Linked DNA regions of Homo sapiens: regions 2 and 3 are each linked to region 1. A link is a contact called in ENCODE Hi-C or POLR2A ChIA-PET data. All regions are on one chromosome and are shown on one strand. The core of a region is the stretch at or near the end of the contact, and the rest is flanking DNA. Distances in the headings are between cores, read along the strand shown.

Region 1 (3,759 bases), core at 758-3,257:
AAATAAGTGAAACAAATTCTGCAGGAAATTATGCAACATAGAGAATTCCAAAAAAATTATCCACATGTGGATTTTTATTGGCCCTGATCATGTTTTAGAATGAAATGATTATAACTTTGCCAGGCTGCTTAGCACAATTACAAAGGCTGGGGCATGCTGTTGGAATGATTTGCAGAGAGACTTAACTGATTACACGGTGTTTTATTTGCATTACATTAAATCCAGAGCACTTCTTAGAGCATGCCGAAAACCAAATGTAGAGCCAAGATCCAATGAAAGCCGCAGCTGGATGTGGTCAGTGTCTAAGAGCTAAAAAAGGGACCTGGAGATCCTCTGGTTCTTTATTTTATAGCAGAGAACATTTAGTTCCAGAGAGGTTAAGTGACTTGTCTAAAGTCACCAGTGACAGAATCGTGTCAAGAACCTGCCTTTTCTGATTCCCAGGCCAGTATACCTTTCGCTGTAGGTTGCTGCTTCCATGTGTCATAAAGACTTAAAATTTGCTTCTTTTTTATCCCTTTGCAGGGTTTCTTCCGGAGAACAATCAGATTGAAGCTTATCTATGACAGATGTGATCTTAACTGTCGGATCCACAAAAAAAGTAGAAATAAATGTCAGTACTGTCGGTTTCAGAAATGCCTTGCAGTGGGGATGTCTCATAATGGTAAGTAAACAGTCATCACCATATACTTTATTATTCTCATTATAGCTGCCAGACCAGTGGACACTAAAGCCATTGCCAAAAATGTGTACAGTTTTTCCACCAAATGCCAGAATTTAGAATATTGCATGGCGATAAAACATTTCTCTTTTAGGTCAGTGTTTTTAAAGTTTTATTATAGAACCTTTCTCTCTGTGGTTGGGCATCTGCCATGAGGAGAAAAGAGACTTGAAAAATCTGGGGGATTATGGGAAAAACTTTAGTGTTAGAACAAATATAATGATCATCATGATTAATTTTTATATTGCCTCATGCATTAAAAACAGAATTAAAATTTACTTTTGTGTATCAGTAGTGTCGTTCTGCTTTAAATGTAAGAAAATCCTGAAGATGTCTGGGTCTGAAACTTTAAATGGCATATGAGAATTTAGATTCATTTAATTTTTTTTTTTTTTTTTTTTTTTTGCTGTTTATTATGCAAAGACGAGTATTCGTTTCCTTCACTTCAAGGAACGTCCATGAGTTGTGGAAAGGGTAAAACAAATTATTTTTATAGTTCTGCAAAACTTCAAAGCCATAGAAACATAAGAGAATAAAACTTTCTACTTTTGAAACCTGTGTCTAAAGTCAAGCTTATGACTTTGGGTGTCAACTTAAGGGAAATGATGTAGAAGACCTGAGAAAAGACCCATGTTTTCATGATCTGTGGAACTAACTCAGTAAGGTCCTGGAAGACAAACGTGTTTGAAAAAATAATTCTTGGTCACTATTTGGTTCTGATTGGTTGCCTGGCTGACAAAATAAATTTTAGGTGTAACTTGATAGTATTATATGTGTCTAGTATTAATCAGTTATTTTCAATGCACTCAAGGAATAAAAAATGCCAACATGATCAAATTAAATTTGAAGTTTCATTTCATCAGCTATCCTATTTTTTCTTTCTTTTGTTTTCATCTCTCTCAAAACTGATCTAGTAAGAAGGCAGTCTTCATCTATATGTACTCTAAAGCATCTGAGAAAATTAAATTTTTGCTCTATCATGCAGATACTTGGTTTTCACAGTGGAAACCATCAAGATATTTGAGAGTCACTCATTGATTAATAACCTACCCTTTAAAAATAGTTCACAAAATTCTATCTGTATGATTACTAATGGGTCAGTTCCTCTAAAGGCAAGAATGTATTTTGAATAGAGCTATCAGCAGTACTGAACAGGATGGAAATTTGGTCCAACTTTCCTCAACAATTGACTACATCTGCTGTATACAACTGTAGTCATGGATTGCAAAATAATTTGCTGGTTCAGTTCCATCAGTTTCCTTTTTATTTCAGACCTCATAAAACATAAGGGCAAGCTTCCAAGTCAAGGGTTGTATTTTAGGTGATGCAATCAAGTTGCAATAAACTTATTTCATCTTCATGAAGAAATCATTGACTTTGAGGTCATTATCACTGAGACAGCCTAGGAAAGCATGCCAGTTCCGCTTTTAACACTAATTTTTGCCTATTAAAAAATTATCACTTCACACATTCATGTAAAATATAATTCCTGTTACTTACAGGCAGTGCATACATTGATGTAAAATATATTTCCTGTTGCTTACAGGCATTGCATACGTTTACTTAAAATCAATCTGCAATTGCTTATTGTTTATAGGCAAATATTATTTAAACCCCAACCTATGTAGTATGGATGGTATAATTTTCTCCTCCCATAAATGTCAAAGAAAGCTATCATAAACTTGATAGGTCATATTTTGACTTCATATGACAATTTATTTTATTTCTAGAGAGGGTCAATCTTGATAGGGAGTGTTTGTTCAGTTCTAGCAAAAGCAAGAAAATATATGAATTAAGTGTCATGACATCAGAGACTTAGGCAGTTCAACACTTAAAAAATTGCAAACATAACTAAGAAAACCTCAGAGGTTTTTATGGGAGTTTGTTTGCTGCACAGAAAATAAACATCAGACTAACAACAAGGTTTTGATTAGTTTTGCCTGTTAGCTGTATGAAGAAAACATTTCTAAATACAAAGTTTTCTAGGAAGTTGAGTCACTATTTAAAATCCATTGCTTTGACCAATGTGAAGCCAACAGGGTTTTCATTCATATAGAATGCCTTTTTATCAAAAGAGGCTCTGAGTGTTATACCAAAATCAGCACCCAGCTGTTTTCAGTATGCGCAAGAAAACATGAACGTCCCCCAAAGCAAATGTACTCCATTCCGTGTTAACCTTATTTCTGCTCCCTGGTCTCTGATTAGTCTGGTTGATGAATGTAGCTTCCCCTTTGGCCATGCACTCACAGCTTTGAAGGAGGCTTCTGAAGGAACTGGTAGGGAACCCTAGGGGCTCTTGCTAATGTTGTTGGATAGTCACTGAAATCAGTGATCACCATGTCCTTTCACTTTGAAAATTCTATGATTCTGTATAATCAAACAACCTAACTCACTGGATTTTTCACTTTTCAACCAGCTATTCCGTGTCTTACAGTGCTCTGGTCTTCACAGATAGGTAGGCACCTGGCATGTCAGTTGCCTGAATTTGAAAGTTTTCACCTGTATGTTTTGGTACGATAAAAATAAAAATGTAATTTATATATCTGAATCAGGTCTGTATGTTATGATCAATTGCTCAGCAATTTCGGGCAGTTGGTTTGATGGTTATGTAGTAATGTAGCCTGAGAGCAGAAATACAGAGCCTCTGGGCTAGAGAAAGTATAAATGGCATCCTAGGCTATGTAGGGTTACAGCTCTTCAGAAGGAACTTTCATTTTCATTGTGACACATCGTCTACATGTTGTAGAAGAACATAGTTTCAGAATTCTTCCAGTTAGAAACATAGTTTCTCAAATATTCACTTTCAGCATTGGGTAGAAAAAGTACCCAGGTGATGGACTGATTGATATGCTTCAGAAATATGTTTTTTCCTGCAAGTAATGAAAATAAACACACGTTCTTAATTATTTTGGTCATTTAACAACCCATCATTTCTGGACCATGGGTTAATTCCACCGATTGCTCAGAAGCCTTCCTGAGTCATCTCAAGCACAATCAATTCACTACTGTGTCTAGACACTGCCCTTAGAGGAAAGCTC
Region 2 (3,759 bases), core at 738-3,237, 420 kb after region 1:
GGTAAAAGGGGACAGGGAGGGACTCAAATCACAGAGCTAGCACCTACTGCACACCAGGCCCTGTGCTTGGGGCTCCTTAATCATCCCAGCAGCCTCGTAAAGGAGAACTCAATTGTCACAATTTTACAGGCTCTGAGAGATGATGCGGTCAGTAAAACCTCCCATGACTTGAACACCTGCTCTGGCCAGAAAAATGTCAGGTGCTGGCCTAGTGTTGGGAACATGGGGTTAGATCAGTCTTGGTTGTTCTAGGGAGGAGTTCACAGACATGTATAAAACTGTGAATGGAGTAAGCACAACAGTAAGGATAAGAGCAGGGCTGATAGGAGCTCAGAGGAGCCCCCAGTCCAGCTGGGAGTGAGGAGCCTTCTAAAAGAGAGTGCTGCTAGAGCTGAGCCTTCGAGGAGGGGCAGGACTTAGCTGAGTTTGGGCAGGTATAAAGAGGATGCTGGAGGGGAGACTGTCCCCAGTCCAGAAGGCAGAGACAGGGGAAGACTTGGGGTCCCAGAGTCTGCCAGGGGTCGTGGGGCAGGCTGTAATGTGGAGAGGTGGGTATGCAGAGCTGAGGTGCAGGGCTGGCCAGGAGCCATGGGGCAGGGGTGAGTATTTGTGTGTTCTACCCTGATCTTTCTCTCTGCAGTGGAGAGTAGGTGGGAGGGGATTGAACAGGCAGGGGACTGGTTAAGAGGCTGCTATAGGGAAAGCAATTCGGGTTGTATTCAGGAGGGGGACTCCACAGGACTTGGAGTGGGCAGGGGAGGCAGGGACTGGAGGCTGACCCCTAGGGTTCTGCCTTTAGTAACTGGCGGGGGCAGACAGAGGTGCTGTGATGGGGTGCACTCCGGGAGCCAGCAGCAGGTGTGTGGGGAGGAAGGTGATGGATTCAAGCTGGGGCATGTTGAACTTGAGGCTCCTGGGAGGCACTCACTCAACCACACACTCCATGAGGGCAGCTCCCAGGATCAGTCTGTCTTGTTCACCCTGGCTTCCAGCACAGTCCCTGTCACTTAGCAGGTGAACAGGCAAACAAATGAAACCTAGGAGAGGGGGTTGGGTAGGACATAGAAATAAGGGAGGGTAAGGTCAGCGTGTTTCTGTAAAGTGAGAAAGAAAAGGTCTCAAGATGTTTACAGGACAGAAAATGCACGGGCCTCGTTTGAAGGTGTGGATAGAAGCTGCTGAGGCAGGCAGGAGCTGTGCTGTGTGCGCAGAAACCATTGTCTGGTGTTGCCTCTTGTCTTGAGCCCAGAGCTCAGCATCTCCAAAGGCACTAGGGAGCCATGGAAGGAGTTAAGCAGAGGAGTGACCAGGTGAGAAGTAGACTTTATACTGCTCTGGTCTCAGCGAGGAGGATGGACAGAAGGGGATGGTATTGAGGCAAGGCCTAGACTTCCAAGAAATAGGGACAGCCTTACTAGATCCTCTATGCTTTCCCCTATCAGGTCTTTCTCCCTAGGCTGGGAGCCAGGCTTTGCACTGCTGAGAAGTCCCTTTCTCTCTCCGCTTTCTCTCATGTAACAAAAGTAATTAAAATAATTCCTCCTCACAGTTGCAGGGCACCTCTTTTGCAAGGGCCATTGAGTTGCCATAATCCTGGGAAGGAGGCCGGGAGAGAATGGGGAGAGGGGCGGAGCCTGGCCCAGGTTGCCCGCGGAGTGCGATCGGCCTGATGCCCCCTCGTGCTCCCCAGGCTGGGTGTCCCGCTGGGCGCCTTCCACGCCAGCCTCCTGCACTGTCTGCTGCCACAGCTGAGCAGCCCGCGCCTGGCGGTGCGCAAGCGGGCGGTCGGAGCGCTTGGCCACCTGGCGGCCGCCTGCAGCACCGACCTCTTCGTCGAGCTCGCTGACCACCTACTGGACCGGCTGCCCGGCCCGCGGGTGCCCACCAGCCCGACTGCCATCCGCACCCTGATCCAATGTTTGGGCAGCGTCGGCCGCCAGGCCGGCCACCGCCTCGGTAAGGGGGCAGGGGGCGGGGCCTGGGCTGGCATGGTGGGCGGAGCTTAGGGTGAGCCAATGACTCGGTAAAGGGGCGGAGCTTGGGCCGCAGTGCAGCCAGGGCCTAAGGGTGGGCCGTCTGCCTTGGTAGGGAGGATGGGGCGGGGCCTGGGCTGATGTGGTGGGTGGGGCCTGGGGCGGGCGGCTGAAGCCCCTGAAACGCAGAGGTTGGGGCCGGATAGGGCTTGAGAGGCGCAGGGCGGGCCCTGAGCTCGACAAACCCCCAGGCCTGAGCCCCTGCTGAGTGCAGACGGTTCAGAGAAGGGGGTTGGTTCAATCACTTATGAGACGTGGAGGCTGGCTGGTAATTACAATTTTAAGTCATGCCACTAAACTGTTAGACTATGTTCTCTTCTCCCAGTTTGACAAAGATATCTTAGTAACAGCCCATGAGCCAAGTTTGAATTTTTAAGAAACAATTTAATGTGCATACAATAAACCGCACTATTTAAAGTGTGCAATTCAGTGTGTTTTGACCTTTGTGTATATCCGTGAAACCTTTCCATCACCCCCAAAAGCTTCCTTGTGTCCGTTTGCAGTCCAGCTCTCTGCCTTGTCCAGGAAGCCACTGATCTGCTTTCTGTCACTATAGATTAGTTTTTTAGAAATGGAAAGCTGCAATCAGGTTTGAATGTATCCTCAGACACCTTGGAGTTCTGACTATACCAAGACAGTTTGGATAGAACTGGCATATGGTCAGCCCCTCCCAACCCCTGGCTCTCTCACTGCAAGGGGCCTTGCAGGCACACGGCGGGGGGTGGGGGGGGGAACCCCAGCTGACATGGCCACACCCTGTCCCATTTCTCCCAAACAGCAGCCAGCCCTCAGCCATCCTTGGTTGCATGGACCTAGGAAAGAGGCCTGCGCAGGCTCGGACAAGGGGTCAGGATCCATTGGGCAGGAAACTCGGGTCCCCAGATACCCAGACAGAATGGAGTCTAGGAGTGTTGGGGGTCTCTAGGTCAGCATGTCTCTTCTTATGCTGTAGGGAAGGGTATGGCTGGAGAAGGGCTTGAGTGGAGTGCTCTAAAGCCTGGAGACCAGGCAGGAACCCCTCTTGCCTGGTCTATTAGGGCAGTACCTGCCTCCCTTTCTCCTATCCAAGGACTTAAACCTAGTGAAGGAAATTAGGCCAGGACATGAATAATGGTTTTGATAACAGATGCTATTTATCGAGTGCCTGCTCGTGTAGAACCTGGACTAAGCTTTTTTATTTATTTTTTTGAGACGGAGTCTCGCTCTGTTGCCCAGGCTGGAGTGCAATGGTGCAGTCTCGGCTCACCGCAACCTCCGCCTCCCGGATTCAAGTGATTCTCCTGTCTCAGCCTCCTGAGTAGCTGGCACTACAGGCGCACGCTACCATACCCAGCTAATTTTTGTATTTTTAGTAGAGACGGGGTTTAACTATGTTGGTTGGCCAGGTTGGTCTTGAACCCCTGACCTTGTGATCCCATGATCTGCCCGCCTCGGCCTCCCAAAGTGCTGGGATTACAGGGGTGAGCCACTGCACCCAACCTTGGACTAAGCTTTTTTAACTTCTTTTTTTTTTTTCTTTTTGAGACTGAGTCTCGTGTCTTGCTCTGTTTCCCAGGCTGGAGTGTAGTGGCACGATCTCTGCTCACTGTAACCTCCACCTCCCAGGTTCAAGCAATTCTGCCTCAGCCTCCCAAGTAGCTGGGATTACAGGGGCGCACTGCCACGTGCAGCTAATTTTTGTATTTTTAGTAGAGATGGAGTTTCACCATGTTGGCCAAGCTGGTCT
Region 3 (3,759 bases), core at 671-3,170, 330 kb after region 1:
CCCGGCTAATTTTTGTATTTTTAGTAGAGATGGGGTTTCACTATGTTGGCCAGGCTGGTCTTTTTTTTTTTTTTTTTTTTTTTTTTTTTTTTGAGACGGAGTCTTGCTCTGTGGCCCAGGCTGGAGTGCAATGGCACGATCTCTGCTCACTGCAAGCTCCGCCTCCCGGGTTCACGCCATTCTCCTGCCTCAGCCTCCCGAGTAGCTGGGACTACAGGCGTGCGCCACCTTGCCCGGCTAATTTTTTGTATTTTTAGTAGAGACGGGGTTTCACCGTATTCGCCAGGATGGTCTTGATCTCCTGACCTCGTGATCCACCCGCCTCGGCCTCCCAAAATGCTGGGATTACAGGCATGAGCCACCGCGCCCGGCCCCAGGCTGGTCTTGAACTCCTGATCTCATGATCTGCCTGCCTCAGCCTCCCAAAGTCCTGGATTACAGGCATGAGAGACAATTAACAGCTTCCCCCACCCCTTAAAAATAAGCTAGTTAAGGCCGGGCGCGGTGGCTCACGCCTGTAATCCCAGCACTTTGGGAGGCCGAGGCGGGTGGATCACGAGGTCAGGAGATCGAGACCATCCTGGGTAACACGGTGAAACCCTGTCTCTACTAAAAATGCAAAAAATTAGCCGGACGCGGTGGCGGGCACCTGTAGTCCCAGCTACTCGGGAGGCTGAGGCAGGAGAATGGCGTGAACCCGGGAGGTGGAGCTTGCAGTGAGCCGAGATAGCGCCACTGCACTCCAGCCTGAGCGACAGAGCGAGACTCCGCCTCAAAAAAAAAAAAAAAAAAAAGCTAGTTAATACTTCTTCTTTAGTAAATTGGATTGGGAGGAAAGCTCTGGCATGCTCACAGTTTAACCTCTCTAAGCCTCAGTTTCTTCATCTCCAAAATGGAGTGGTACCAAAGTGATTGTAAAGTCAAGTGAGATAAAGTCTGGGGTAACTTCTTTTAACAGTGTAGGTATTCATTACCATAATCCCACTCAGCCTCAAATTTACCTAATATTTACCTGTGTATCATAAAACCTTCTGCTTTGTCAATAATCTTTTTTTTTTCCCCTTTTGAAACGGGGTCTCACTTTGTCACCCATGCTGGAGTTCAGCGGCATGATCTTGGCTCACTTCAACCTCCACCTCCCGGGTTCAAGTGATTCTCCTGCCTCAGCCTTCTGAGAGTAGCTGGGATTATAGGCGCGCACCACCACGCCCAGCTAATTTTTGTATTTTTAGTAGAGACGGGGTTTTGCCATGTTGGCCCGGCTGGTCTTGAATTCCTGACCTCAGGTGATCTGCCCTCGGCCTCCCAAAATACTGGGATTACAGATGTGAGCCACCATGACCGGCCAGCAATCTTGAAAACTTCCACCGCATCCCAAATCTTGAAAAACCTCTCTCTCTTTGTGTGCGTATGAGACAGAGAGAGAGGAGTGAGAGACAGAGGAGAGAGAGAGGAGAGAGAGGAGTGAGAGACAGAGGAGAAGGAGAGAGGAGAGAGGAGAGAGAGAGAGACAGAGAGAGACAGAGACAGAGAGAGAGACAGACAGAGAGAGAGAGAGACCTGAGGTCTTAGAAGACCTGAGGTCTTAGAAGGCTGGAGGCAAGGTCCCTCCTTTCCATTCTTTAATTTCCTCCGTTTTTCGAGGGAAACACTACGACTTGTTTGGAGTCTTACGGATAAGAGCCCTCTGTTACTAATGATATTAATAATGGCATCTGTTAATGAGGACGTCGTTATTATCTAACATTGGCAGGAGAAGAAAGCTCCGCGGCACAAGGGAGCAACCTCTCGTGTTCTGCAGACCCGATTTCGCATTTGGGAGAAGAGCTCTACTCCCCACAAAAGTCAGTGACACTCCAGACCCTGCAGAGACGCCTCCAGGGTGCGAAGTGGACTCTGGCCGACCTGTCAGGGGCAGCAGCCAGAATCCATCAGTTAACCACTCTGAAGGAAGTTTCTGCTTCAACGTTTTCCCCGTTGCTAGGAAACACTGCTTTGCCGCTGCTCATTGGTTAGCGCCCCCTCTTGTGTCTATGCCCTGTAATAGCACCCACAGTTGAGCAAACAGTAAAGACTAACACATGATTTAAATCGTCTTTATTGTGAAATATAACATACAGAAAAGTATCTAGGATATACATACAGCTTGGAAAATAGATATTGTGTATCTATTGTGTAACCACCACCTACAAAAACAAAGCATTGCCAGCGCATTAGACACTGGCCCTGCTTCTCTCCCTCCTTCTCCCCAGCAGGTGTTTATCTTTTCACTTTCCTTACAGTTTTATTACCTGTATGTATGTATCCTTTTTTAATATTTTATTTTCTTTGTTTTCTGGCTGCTCCTCCAATTTGCCCTGCTTGTTTCTGCCTCAGGGGCTTCGTACTTGCTATTCCTTCTGCCTGAAACACTTTTCCTCCAGACAGCCGCATAGCTAGTCCTTCACTTCCTTTGCCCAACGTCATCTTTTCAGTGAGCACTTCCCCAGCACTCCCTGTCCCCTGCTTTTTTTTTTTTTTTTTTTTTTTTGACACTGAGTTTCACTCTTGTCACCCAGGCTGGAGTGCTCACTGCAACTTCCACCTCCTGGGTTCAAGCGATTCTCCTGCCTCAGCCTTTCAAGTAGCTGGAATTACAGCCACCCACCACCATGCCCACCTAATTATTGTAGTTTTAGTAGAGACAGGGTTTCACCGTGTTGGCCAGGCTGGTCTCAAACTCCTGACCTCAGGTGATCCACCTTCCTCGGCCTCTCAAAGTGCTGGGATTACAGGCGTGAGCCACTGTGCCCAGCCCCCTCTTCTTACATAGCACTTAGCACCCTCTGACACATTTTTCTTACCTCCATCTTCCTCCACTAGAGTTGAAGCTACAACAGAGTTTCTCAGCTTCAGCACTATTGCCGTCTGAGGCTGGAGAATTCATTGTTATGGAGGCCTAGCCCGTGCACTGCAGGGCATTTGGGAGTATCCCTGGCCTTTACAAACCAGATGCCAGTTGCGCCCTCCTCACCATGGTTGTGACAACTAAAAGTGTCTCCAGGCATTGCCAAATGTTCCCTGGTTGGTGGTGCGGCAGGATGGTGGCCAGGGCAAAAATCACCTCACTGAGAATTGCTAAGACTTTGGGCTGGCTTTGTTTACCCCTTGTCTAAAACACAGTCAGGTAGCCAGTAAGTGTTTACTCATCTCAGTCTCAGCAGAGCCTGGCACACAGAGTGAAGTCTCAATAGAAGTTTGATGAATGAGGCCGGGTGCCATGGTTCATGCCTATAATCCTAGCACTTTGGGAGGCCGAGGTGGGCGGATTGCCTGAGCTCAGGAGTTTGAGACCAGCCTGGGCTACATGGTGAAACACCATCTCTACTAAAATACAAAAAATTAGCCAGGCATGGTGGTGCGTGCCTGTAGTCCAAGCTACTCAAGAGACTGAGGTAGGAGAACCGCTTGAACCCGGGAGGCGGAGGTTTCAGTGAGCCGAGACCATGCCACTGCACTCCAGCCTGGGTGACAGAGCGAGACTCTGTCTCAAAAAAAAAGTTTGATGAATGACTAAATGACTGACTGAATGAATAAGTGACTGATTGAATGAGTGACTAAATGACTCACTGAATGAGTGATACAGTGACCTCAAGGGTTGACAGCTGCCTTTGAATCTTACCAAATTATTTCCTTTAGTTTTTACTCCAACCAAAGAGTGTTGGTGTGGGAAATTCATCAAGAATATAGGCTTGAGGTCAATTGAAAGGAACCTTGCCT

What was found. Hi-C counts contacts between places; a loop is a spot of excess contacts on that map. ChIA-PET counts read pairs that join two places held with the same protein, here RNA polymerase II (POLR2A). Pooled maps may share reads with other maps.
Region 2: a pooled map shows a loop between it and region 1 (3-fold over the local background). The contact joins two enhancer-like sites. A Hi-C loop is called at or near these places in 1 of 50 pooled maps. POLR2A ChIA-PET finds 5 or more read pairs at or near these places in 2 of 52 experiments (H1 and activated CD4-positive, alpha-beta T cell).
Region 3: a map with no recorded cell type shows a loop between it and region 1 (8-fold over the local background). The contact joins two enhancer-like sites. A Hi-C loop is called at or near these places in 1 of 37 single-sample maps with no recorded cell type and 3 of 50 pooled maps. POLR2A ChIA-PET finds 5 or more read pairs at or near these places in 1 of 52 experiments (activated T-cell).

The regions. Positions count from the first base shown.
Region 1 is chr3:12,392,089-12,395,847 of GRCh38, forward strand. PPARG (peroxisome proliferator activated receptor gamma) reads left to right here. Exons shown (of 8, transcript NM_138711.6): 5 at 526-664. Among named protein-coding and RNA genes, the nearest start is that of TSEN2, 91 kb to the right of the region's middle. RefSeq lists enhancers at 3,380-3,429, 3,480-3,609. Within about 2 kb of position 2,008, at least 2 of the 41 ENCODE cell types and tissues checked have a DNase peak (open chromatin) inside an H3K27ac peak, as active enhancers do.
Region 2 is chr3:12,808,369-12,812,127 of GRCh38, forward strand. CAND2 (cullin associated and neddylation dissociated 2 (putative)) reads left to right here. Exons shown (of 15, transcript NM_001162499.2): 5 at 1,691-1,956. Among named protein-coding and RNA genes, the nearest start is that of CAND2, 14 kb to the left of the region's middle. RefSeq lists a silencer at 1,719-2,168. Within about 2 kb of position 1,988, at least 24 of the 41 ENCODE cell types and tissues checked have a DNase peak (open chromatin) inside an H3K27ac peak, as active enhancers do.
Region 3 is chr3:12,718,216-12,721,974 of GRCh38, forward strand. No RefSeq gene overlaps it. Among named protein-coding and RNA genes, the nearest start is that of TMEM40, 39 kb to the right of the region's middle. RefSeq lists an enhancer at 1,811-1,860. Within about 2 kb of position 1,921, at least 2 of the 41 ENCODE cell types and tissues checked have a DNase peak (open chromatin) inside an H3K27ac peak, as active enhancers do.